2 separate regions of the Mus musculus genome follow, and region 2 is linked to region 1. A link is a contact called in ENCODE Hi-C or POLR2A ChIA-PET data. All regions are on one chromosome and are shown on one strand. The core of a region is the stretch at or near the end of the contact, and the rest is flanking DNA. Distances in the headings are between cores, read along the strand shown.

What was found. Hi-C counts contacts between places; a loop is a spot of excess contacts on that map. ChIA-PET counts read pairs that join two places held with the same protein, here RNA polymerase II (POLR2A).
Region 2: a loop to region 1 is called in a map of left cerebral cortex, with 2.2 times the contacts of the local background. The contact joins the promoter of Tmem218 here to the promoter of Pknox2 in region 1. A Hi-C loop is called at or near these places in 1 of 37 maps with a recorded cell type or tissue (left cerebral cortex). POLR2A ChIA-PET finds 5 or more read pairs at or near these places in 4 of 5 experiments (Patski and embryonic stem cell).

What each region holds. Positions count from the first base shown.
Region 1 is chr9:37,144,788-37,150,069 of GRCm38, forward strand. It overlaps Pknox2 (Pbx/knotted 1 homeobox 2), which reads right to left and starts at 2,535. Exons shown (of 13, transcript NM_001029838.2): 1 at 2,454-2,535.
Region 2 is chr9:37,205,942-37,211,103 of GRCm38, forward strand. It overlaps Tmem218 (transmembrane protein 218), which reads left to right and starts at 2,282. Exons shown (of 4, transcript NM_025464.3): 1 at 2,282-2,464.

The sequences.
Region 1 (5,282 bases), core at 1,285-3,784:
CTCCACTCCACCCACTGGTGAGCTAGGCCCGAGCCTTGAGGAAGTAGTTTGAGTATGAGATACGAGCCCCTAAATAAGAGACACCCCACACCTACCTACAGGCATACACACATGCGTGCATTTGCATCAAGGTCCAGGGGCCACGGGAAGGTCAGAAGGCAGAGTGGGAGGGCAAAGGGGCTAGAGTTTGGGATAAAACCATGTTGCTTTTGAACACCATCATTTCTGAGATTTGGGAGGGGGGTGTGTGGGGGGGCGGATGTTTAAATCCGTTTAAGCTTGTTATCTTGGATTCTACCAGTTGAAGAGCATTTGAATTCCAGAAAGCCAACAGCCTGGAGAAGTCCCAAGATAACATATGTGAGGGTAAGGAAACCCCGAACTTCCTCCTCCCTCTAGGATAGAACCTTGCCGGTATGGGCCGGCCTGTGCGCTCTTCGACATTGCCCTGGACGAAGCAAGCATCGCTTGCAGATAAACAGGCGGCAGATCCGATGAGGACTCCGGAGTTCGGGAATGTCTTTCCTTTGGCGGCAGCCACGATTCCTTAAGCCCCAGTAGCACCTCTCTACTAGTGGCCCCCTTGCCTGCGTCGCCTACCACTGTCCCGGCGGGCCACCAGCAACCACCCCGCCACGCTGAGGCCACAGACCGCAAGTGACTCCCAGAGCCTGCTGACTCTGCAGGGCCAGCTCCTTGGCTCCACTCGGACCCGGATGATGCTACCCGGTCACTTCGTACTGAATCACTATTTTTGTGTACCTTCCAGAGTCTTTCTCCTAGGTTTCAGCCCTGTGCACCCAGATCCTCTCATCCGCAAGATTCGCTTTAGGGGGAGAAGCAGCAGACGTTCGGGGCTCGCTCACCACGGCTGGAATCAACTACTTTTCTTGCCTACATAAAAGCTTTTCCTCCCACACGCTGTAAGAACCTGGACGCGCAATTCTTCCTACATTTCAATATCCTGATCCCGAGTGTCAGTTCTAAAACAACGTCACCGGCTCCGGAGTCAAGCCTCGGAGGTAATCGGGGCCCCGGCGCCTAACTCCAGCCCTCTGTCTTTGCCGGCATGTAAACTACACAGCGGCCCATCTGTCCCTATTCTGAAAACAGCTTGATTCCTGCAACCCAAACTCTAGCCTGCTCCAAAACCCAGCCCTCCTTTAAGGGGCTGATCCGCATCCCCCTCCCACTCCCAACCCGCGTCTTCCGACCGCGCGGGAACCCTGGCTGCCCTGTGAAGGACTCTCCAGACAGCGCGGCCCACTGCGCTCGTTTCTTCCTTGGCTTTGGAAGCCAGCCTAACCCGAAAGAAACAGAAACTTCGCGCGGCACATTCAGGACCCTGCCCCATCCCCATCGGCTTTCTTCTCGGGACGCTTTCCGTGCCCACCTCCCCCCCTTTTACGAATTTATCTTCTAGCTCTTCGCCAAGGACCCCTAATCCTCCCCTCCCCGCCCAAAAGACCCAACAATACGTAGAGAGCCAGTGACCCTACAAATTCTCCTCCTACTCCTAGTTAGAGTCCCTGAGCGTCGCCCCTCGGGTTCTGGTTTCTCTGACTAACACCTCCCCCCCCCCCATACACACACACATACATACACACACACACACACATGTTCCCCTGTCCCCACTGATCCTCCGGTAAACCTCTACTCTCCCTGCCTCCCCGGGCCGGGCAGGACGCGGCCGCCACTGCTTGACTCCAGCCACCCGGCCGCAGGCTAGGGCTGCTCCCGCTTCCAACCACTCGAAGGCAGCTCGGGGCTGGTGACACCTAGGAAGCTCCAGCCACAGGGCTCCTGGAGCCCGGGAAAGGAGAACCGAAGCCCGCCCGCAGTTCCCAGCCTCGCCCCCACCGAGCGCCTAGCCAGGAGCCGCCTGCGCAGGGACTCCGGCCGACGCGCTCGTCCCTGGGCTCGAGTCCCGGGAAGCTCCGGGTGCACGGCTTCCAGCCCGCCCGCTACAGGCTCTAGGGCCGCTGCGCTCTGAGTCCGCTGCCCAGCTGCTTGCGACCGCAAACAATGCACGCCCGGCCCTGGGCCAGAGGGGAGCGGGGCGAGGCGGCGGCAGCGAGGCGGGCACGGAGCTGCGCACCGGCCGGGTCCGGGAGCGGGTGGGCCGCGCGCTTCTCGCCGCCTCCTCGCCCAGCCTCGCCTCCCCTCGCGCGGCTTCGCTCCGCGCTCTCCCGGCGCTTCCCCAGCTTCTCTCTGCACGCTCCCGCCGTCCCTCTCTGCTCCCTGCCTCCCTCCTCCCTGCTGCCTCCCTCTCTCTCCTCCCTGCTGCCTCCCTCTCTCCCTCTCTCCTCCTTGCCCTGTCGCAATGAATAATACTCTGGCTTGGGGACTGGAATAAAACACACGCGCTCTGAGGCAGCCGCCCGCAGCAGCAGCCGCCGCCGCCGCCGCCGCCTGCAAAAGCGTCTCTGACATGGAAATGAATGACAGCTTACCTGATGCCAATCTTCATCAGACTGACACCGGCGTGACAACACAGCCTATACTTCCCAGCACTGCTCGGGACGTCAGCGGCACAGGGACCCGCCCCCCGGACTCCCTCCCCCCCCCTCCCCGCGCGCGCACACCTCCCCTCTCCCCACTCCCCCTTTCTCCCCCCCCCCCATAGCCCCCACCCACTCCTGGACCCGGCCGCTTCCCAGGCGAGGAGCTGCTAGAGTGTCTCCCTCTACTGGAGGCTCGGCTCAGACATCAGGCTCTGGCCTGCTTGCTGCTGGAGAGAGGCAGCAGGCGCCCAGACCTGGGGGTTGCCTGACAGAGGTGATGCAGTGAACCCCAGAAATGCAGGCGCACCCCTACCCGGTGTCCTCCTTAGCGATCAACTGGTGACGAGTTCCAAGACACCAGGTGCTGAAGAGATTGAGAGGAGGTGAAATTTTCTGTGTACCTCAAGAGAACCCCAAGAAAATAGGAATCTTCAAACTGGCAAGAAACGTTCTCTCCATCACACCCCCACCCCATTCCTGCCCGGCTGGCCTCATTTTTATGATTGCATTTGAATAATTCTCATTACCTTGGCCCCAGCAAAGGTGCTCAGGTGGTTAGTTATCCCTGGTCTCAAGAGCTTTTTTTTTTCCCCCTGCTGTAGGCTTCCTCTGACGCTTGGTTCATCCGAGGGTTGATGGGGTGGTTCAGGGGCAAGATAACAAGGGAAAGAGCCTTATCAGAAGCTATCCCTTGGCAAATGTCAGGCAAGTGCTTGGAAGCCACTGCTGTTTCATTCTTAAAACTGCTTAGCCAGCCAGTGTGTCCCGGAGGCTGGGCACCGTAAGGTGAGGGGAGTACTGTTTCAGCTTGGGCTTGCTGGGGTGGTCCAATCTGTTCCATACACCAAACAGGCTCCTCACCCAAGTCACTTCTACAATGAAAAGCCAAATCAAGCCAGTGCAACCATGCATGTCTCCATTTAGTCAACAAAGATGACTTTCCTACTGAGTGCCAAGTATAGGCTCAGCCACTCAGGATGCAGACTGGCTCAGCTCCTACACAGAGGACCAGAGAATCCCTTCTGCCCCCCTTGAGAAGCGGTTTCAGGCCACAGGCAGGTGACAATGAATCCTGTGACTCTCACACCAGGAAAGGAGCCTGGCTGAAGCCTAAACAAAGTCACTGAAAGTTAAGGAAAAGCTAAGAGGGAATCCAGACAGTCAGGTTCCCAGAAAAGGATCTAACCCCAGCAGAGGGAGGTTACCCTTTGCTCCATTCCAAGCCTCTGGGTCATTCCTCCCCTGCCTCGGATTCCGGCAAAAATGAGAAGTATCATTAGATCCAAAGGCTCAGAGACGTCTGCATCACATTCCAGATGTGCTCTTTATCCAGGTCCTGCCAGCAACTCCACATTCACCTGCAATGTTCCTGTGGGACGGGGAGGGGGCTTTCACCTATAGATCCACTGCTACAGATGGGGTTGAAACATCTTCCCATGGACTCCCTAAAGACTTTCACTAGGTAGAGTTATGTCACCCCAACCTCTGATCTGTGGTCAAAGACTGTGGCTCCTGACAGCATAATTGCTAGTATATATTTCACATTGTATAATAATATAATAATAATGAATCCACTTGCCCTTTTTATGTAGTACAGAAACACCAGACTCACTGACCCAGAGGCTGGAGGTCAGCCTGCCATAAAGTCGCAGAGGGAAATGCATTGCATAGACTGGGAGAGGAGCGATCCCTTTGACTCTGCCAGGGACCTCTGGAGAAGGGGTTGCTCTCCTTTGGAGGTTGCTGGCCAGTAGATTCAGATGGAGAATGGGCTGATAGTAAATACTTAGTTCATCAGAGAAGTGCCAGTGAGCATACAGACAAAAGCCATATACTACCCACTCATACTTACCACAGTCCTCATTTTCTAAAGTACAATTCCGATGTCAACTTGTTCTTTAAGACATCAGACCCATGGACATCAACGATTGACTTGTGGAGTCTTTTCAAATAGCACATTAGCCAGTAATATCCTTTACTAACTTTAAAATGCACACTAACTTTTAGTCACTACAGCTTGCTTTGTAGCTTGCAAAGGCTTTAAAAAGAAGAGATGATCTAACATGTAACCATCCTTTTTTTAAATAATGGTTGGAAAGGAATATTTGGCTTATGTCTACCACTAGAAAGTAGTGGTGAGAATAAACAGGGAGTCAGAGACCCACATTACCGCTCCCTCTTCAATTCCCTCCTTAATTCGTGTAAAGGGAGACAAACTTAATTTGTAAAGCAGTTAAAAAAAAAGCCATCCAGGACCCCAGCTGATGACCCAGCTAGTGAATAATTAATAACCATTTGTCAATATGTTAAATTCATGGGTGCCACATCTAAATCCTGGGTCTGTCCATGAAGAGATAGATTAGACTTTAAGTTTGTAGAATTGGTTCCAGGCTATAAGTAAGAATGTCTTTCTCATCTCACACACACTTGCCCTATGATTTAACAGTGCATTAGTATAACCAAGCAGGTTCCTGCAGATCCTAGCAGTCCCTAAACACACACACACACACACACACACACACACACACACACCTGCACACTGGAGTTCTTAAGATTCTCCTGGGTATTATTTTTGTTCCACCTGTTCTTATTTGTCTGTCCTTCCGATGAACAGTCCACACCAGGAAGTTCTTTGACACTCCAGATGTGTTCAGACAATGGCCCAGCTGAATCCTGCCTGTGCCATCCTATGCATTAAAATTTAGGACCTGCCTGGGGGTGGTGGGGTACAACTTTAATCCCAGGACTTGGGAGGCAGAGGCAAGCAGATCTCTAAGT
Region 2 (5,162 bases), core at 1,032-3,531, 61 kb after region 1:
TGGGGGTGGAATTGTTGTTTTGAGACAGGATTTTTTTTTTCTCTGTGTAGTCCTGGGTGTCCTGCAACTTGCTCTGTAGACCAGGCTGCCTGGAACTCAAGAGGTCTACTTGCATCTGTCTCTGCCTTTGCCTCCTGAGTTCTGAACTTAAAGGTGTCATCATGCCCAGCTTTGTTTCCTTTTGAGAGAAGATTCAGTGGTTCTCAGCCTTCCTAATGCTGTGACTCTTTAATACAATTGCTCATGCTATGGTGACCCCCAACCATGAAATTATTTTTTGTTGGTACTTCATAACTGCAATTTTGCTGATATGAATCATAATGTAAATATCTGTGTTTTCCCATGGTCTTAGGTGACCCCTGTGAAAGGGCTGTTCGACCCTGAAAGGAATCACAACTCATAGGTTGAAAATGCCATATAGCATAACCTAAGCCAGCCTTGAATTTATGGTGATCCTCCTGCATCAACTTCCTAAATTTGAGGAACACGGGTGTTCCCCACACCTGACCAGAGAACACTTTGATAACTAAAAAACATACAGGCAAACTTCAAATGTCCCCATGAGATCATAGTTTGTATTAACTTAAAACACCTAATGGCTTATTTTGCCCCCCCCCCCCCGCCTCTATCAAGAACAAATGATTTTACACATTTGAGAAAGACAACTAAACATTACTCCGAGTTGCTTTTGCTTTTGTTTGCTTGGGAGAGAAAAAAAAACTGTCTAACAAAGTTTGTTATGGCTTGGATGTCAAAGGCTGGCTCTGATGAGCTTAAGAGTGACTGCATCCTGAGGCCTCATCAGTGAGTTAATTACCTTAGATGGGTTCATAGTTAGACAGACTGCTGGAAAGGGATGGAAACTGGCACAACCTCTTCTTACCTTTAGGGATATGTGCATGCAGGTGGTACACATGCAGCATGTAGGCAGAACATGCATACACAGGAAATAAAAGTTTAAACATCCAAGTGTTCTCATGTGTGCTATCCTCTGGAGTAACTAACTATAAATTAGATCTACACCTTGTGTCCTTGACCTGCCATTACAAAACTATGTAAAACTCATTAAGACAAGAGTAACATTTTATTTCTTGTGTATCCTCTCAGTTTCTAATAGTACATAGTTACAGTAACAATAGCATAGCTCCTCAATAAGGCAGCTAACGTTCAGTCGTTAAAGAGGTAAGGACCTATAGGTCTCTACAGTCAAGAAAACTGAATCAGCCTCCACTTCATTCATAATTCAGAAAAAGAGTGCACTGAAAGCCAGGCTAGTGACTCATGCCTTCAATACCAGTACTAGGAAGGCAGAGGCAGACACATCTGTGAGTTCGAGGCCAGCCTGGTTGACATAATGAGTTCCAGGACAGCCAGGGTTACATAGTGAGAATCTGGAGAGAAGGGACGGGACGAGAGAAAGAAGTAGAGGGAGAGAGGGAGAGAGGGAGAGACAGACACAGAGACAGGCAGGCAGTCGAGCAGGCAGATAGAATACATCCAGGCCCAATTTTGTCTAAGGACACAGCTTCCAGGACCGCAGTTCACAAATCTTATATTGCTTTTGTTTTCCCTTCACGCTTGCACGACGAAGGATGCAAACTTTGACCGGTTTCCATTCACTGGCCTGATCTTTTGATCAGACACCCTATAGCCTGCATACAAAATCTTGACACATTCTGGGTAGCAGTTAGGGAAGAACACTCTTCCACACATGTGGACCAGCTGCCAGTATAGGGTGGCAAGAAGGGAAAAGGGTTTATGTGACCTCGGGCCTCTTCCCAAGTCTGTCTCTTGGTTTCATTGATCCTTGCCTTGTCGGTACATGTCAAAACCTAAAGGAAGAAAAACTACCAATAAAATAAGGCCCAGTAAGGAGAATGTGTTGTTATTTTAACTAGTGATCTGCATTCAATTCAGGAGGGATTCTAGGGATCCTGAAATGCCAAGCCGATTTGATTGTCCCCACAATCCCAGGCTCCTGCGGACTGGTCATCAGATAGATAGCGGGGCAGGAATTGGTGTCTAGACCGCGGAACAGCTCTCTGTGATCGGTCGGAGCAATCTCAATCGCGAAAGCAAGAAGCTATTAAACGGTCTTCCCGTTGTTGTCCAAGGGTTTAATCCTTACCAAGGTGTGATTGACAAGCATTGCTATCCAATTGAAACTGAGGACAGTACATATAGACCAATGGGAGGACGTAAAGGAGACTGACGTACACACCACCCACCCACCACGCTTTGCGTTGCCTGGAGCCACAGCCAACGTCAGCTATTGAGGACGCCCTTAAGTGCTGAAAGGGCGGCTTTGATTGGTCCATCTTAAATTTCTTAAATGAGCCCCTACTTGTGATTCGTCCAAAGTAGACCAAAGCCTGGATGAAGGGGACAGAGAGCGAGGGGTGAGTCCTGGTGAGGAACCTGAGAGCCGGGTGAGGACCGGAGGCTGGCCCCAGACGCCTGGAAGGTGAGGGCGGGAGGCGCGCGGGCCACCGAAGGTCATCCTGGCCGCAGGCCTGGGATTACTGCTCAGTCCCCAGTGTTCCCAGCTGCGGTGCTGGGAGCTGATGTGTGGTGAACCCTGCAGACTGAATCGCTGCCTGCCCAGTAAAAAGGGCAGGACGCTGAAGCACCCTCTTTCTGTCAGTCAGGTGTCACCTGGTCTTTAGGGGTCGTGACATTTGATTTTGCCCAGAGGTGCATGTGATTAACCAACAAAGATTAGGAGGCATTAGCCTAATGTTTTAAAACCCAAACGAGGCTGAAGTTTCTAAAGTAGGAAAAAAAAAAAAAGTGTAGGCTCTCACTCCTCCAGTTTGTTGATTTTGGGGATAGGCCTTGCTCAATATCCCCGGCAGGCCTCAAACTTATGGTCGGTCCTCTTGCCCCACCCAGCCTTTTGAATGCTAGGATGACAGATGTGTACTACCACATCAGGCCATTCTAACTATTTTTGAAGGTTTGGAATAAGCAATTAAAAAAAAAAAAAGTTAAAAAGAGAGCTGGGCGTAGTAGTGGCGTTAATCTTTAGTCCCAGCAGGCTGGAGGCACAGGCAGTCAAATCTTTGTGAGTTCGAGGCTAGCCAAGTGTACAAAGCTTTACCCGGGAAAAAAAGATATCTCCAGAAAGGCAATCCTGTCCAGTAACCTACCATTTCTATTGCGTTCAAGGACTTGGTCCTGAAATTTGGGGTACGGGCAAGGTATCATCCACCAGCAGCCTTACACCACACTGCCTTATCTGTAATTTCCATCTGCCCCAGACAGCAAACTGTCCTCTGAGACAGGTATTAGTTTTCTCCCTTAAGATTCTCAGCTTGTCTTGCAGAGGTGGCCCATGCCTTTAATCACAGAGGCTGAGAGTTCTCTGAGTTTGAGGCCAACCTGATCTAGTTCCAGGACAGCCAAGGGTACACAAAGAAACCCTGTCTCAAAAACCAAAAACAACCAAAGATCCTCAGCCTGGTGGTGGGCAGGATTTTCATCCAATGAACCCAGGGTGCAGGATGTTTGTTTCTTTGTTTGTTTGTTTTCCCCTGGAAATTGGGTGAAAGGGGCTGTCAAACCAACCTTAGGTGGAGGAAGAATTCAAGACATATAGATTCAAAAGGGTCCGGAGAACTTTATAAGGAACCTCACAGTCTCCATCACAGGGAGAAAAACAAACAACAAAGCACCTGACCTTGTCTTGCTTTTGTCAACTGCTACACAATGTGTTTAAATTTATACAAATTGTTTTTTTCCTACTCTAGGTTACTTGTTTCTAACGAATTGACTCTTAAAATTGTGTCGGCTTAAGCATCAACTCTCAGAGAATACTTGGATGGTATTCTGTGTCTTAAGTAAATGGACATTTTTGTTTGTTTGTTTTAATCAAATCTCACTAACAAATAATTTAGCTATTCCCAAGACTTGGGGTTGTAGCTCAGATGGCACAGTCACACCTAGCATGCGTGAGACCCTGAGTTCTACCCCTAGTGTCATAAACAGGGAGTGGTCCACTGTAATCGAAGGGAAGGTAGATGCAGGGGAATCAGAAGGTCACTGGGGCTGGAGAGATGGCTCAGTCCAGGCTTAAAGCTCCCTGTAACTTCAGTTTCAGAATCTAATGTCCTCTTCTGGCCTCCACAAGCACCTGCATAAACATCACACAGGCACACACACACAGGCACACACACAGACACACACACACACACACACACACACACACACACACACACCAATTAAAAAAAAATCTAAAAGAACCCCAAAAGAATGGTTTGGTTATGAAGGGCTTGGAGCTGTGTGTTCTATCACTTAAGAGTCATCCCGTAGGTGTAACTTGATGTCACCTGAGCCTGTCAGCATCCGTGGGGATGGAAGATCAATGCTTCTGATGTTCCCAGCCCCCGCTGTCATTTATCCTGATTTCTAGGTGATAAGAGTTTGTTCATGTCTTCCAGGTTGTTGTATGATATCCAAAACAGCACAACTAATCCTAAGTAGACATTTCTTTCAAGGAAGCCCATCAGCTCAGCCAGTCAGGCTAGTTGTTTCTGATATGTCTTTTGACCCCTTTCCATTTCCATAGCTAGGACAAGTGTTCTTATCTGGAGAACTGTGGTAGTCTCCTAACTCATCACCTGCCTCTGCTCTCTGCTCTCTGCTCCCAAATCCTGTAAGGTACACTCTGATGTGGGGGAGATTGGTTCTAAACAAGAGCTCTGCCACTGGGTAACTCTGACCCTCCCTCACGTTTGTCTGTTTATTTATTTTTGGTAACTTTATTTTTAAACAGTCTTACCAAATTGCCCAGCTGGGCCTTGAACTTGAAATTCTGCGTCAGCCACTCAGGGAGTGGTATAGGCCTGAAACCACTAAACCTAGCTATTAGATATAAAAATGAAGAAGTCTCATATGTCTCAGCCTGGGGATATGGCCCAGAAGTTAAGAACACTATCCGAGGACCGAGATACAATTCTCAGCACCCACATGGCAGCTTACAACTCTCTGTAACTCCAGTCTCAGGGGATCTGGCACCCTCACACAGACATATATGCAGGCAAAAGACCAATGCACACACAATAAAAATAAACATTGAAAACAATTTTAAAAGTAAGTTTCACAAAGTGTTTAAGAACTAGAGGCTATTGAAATCTCTAGTTTGGGGAATGTAGTAGAGTCTG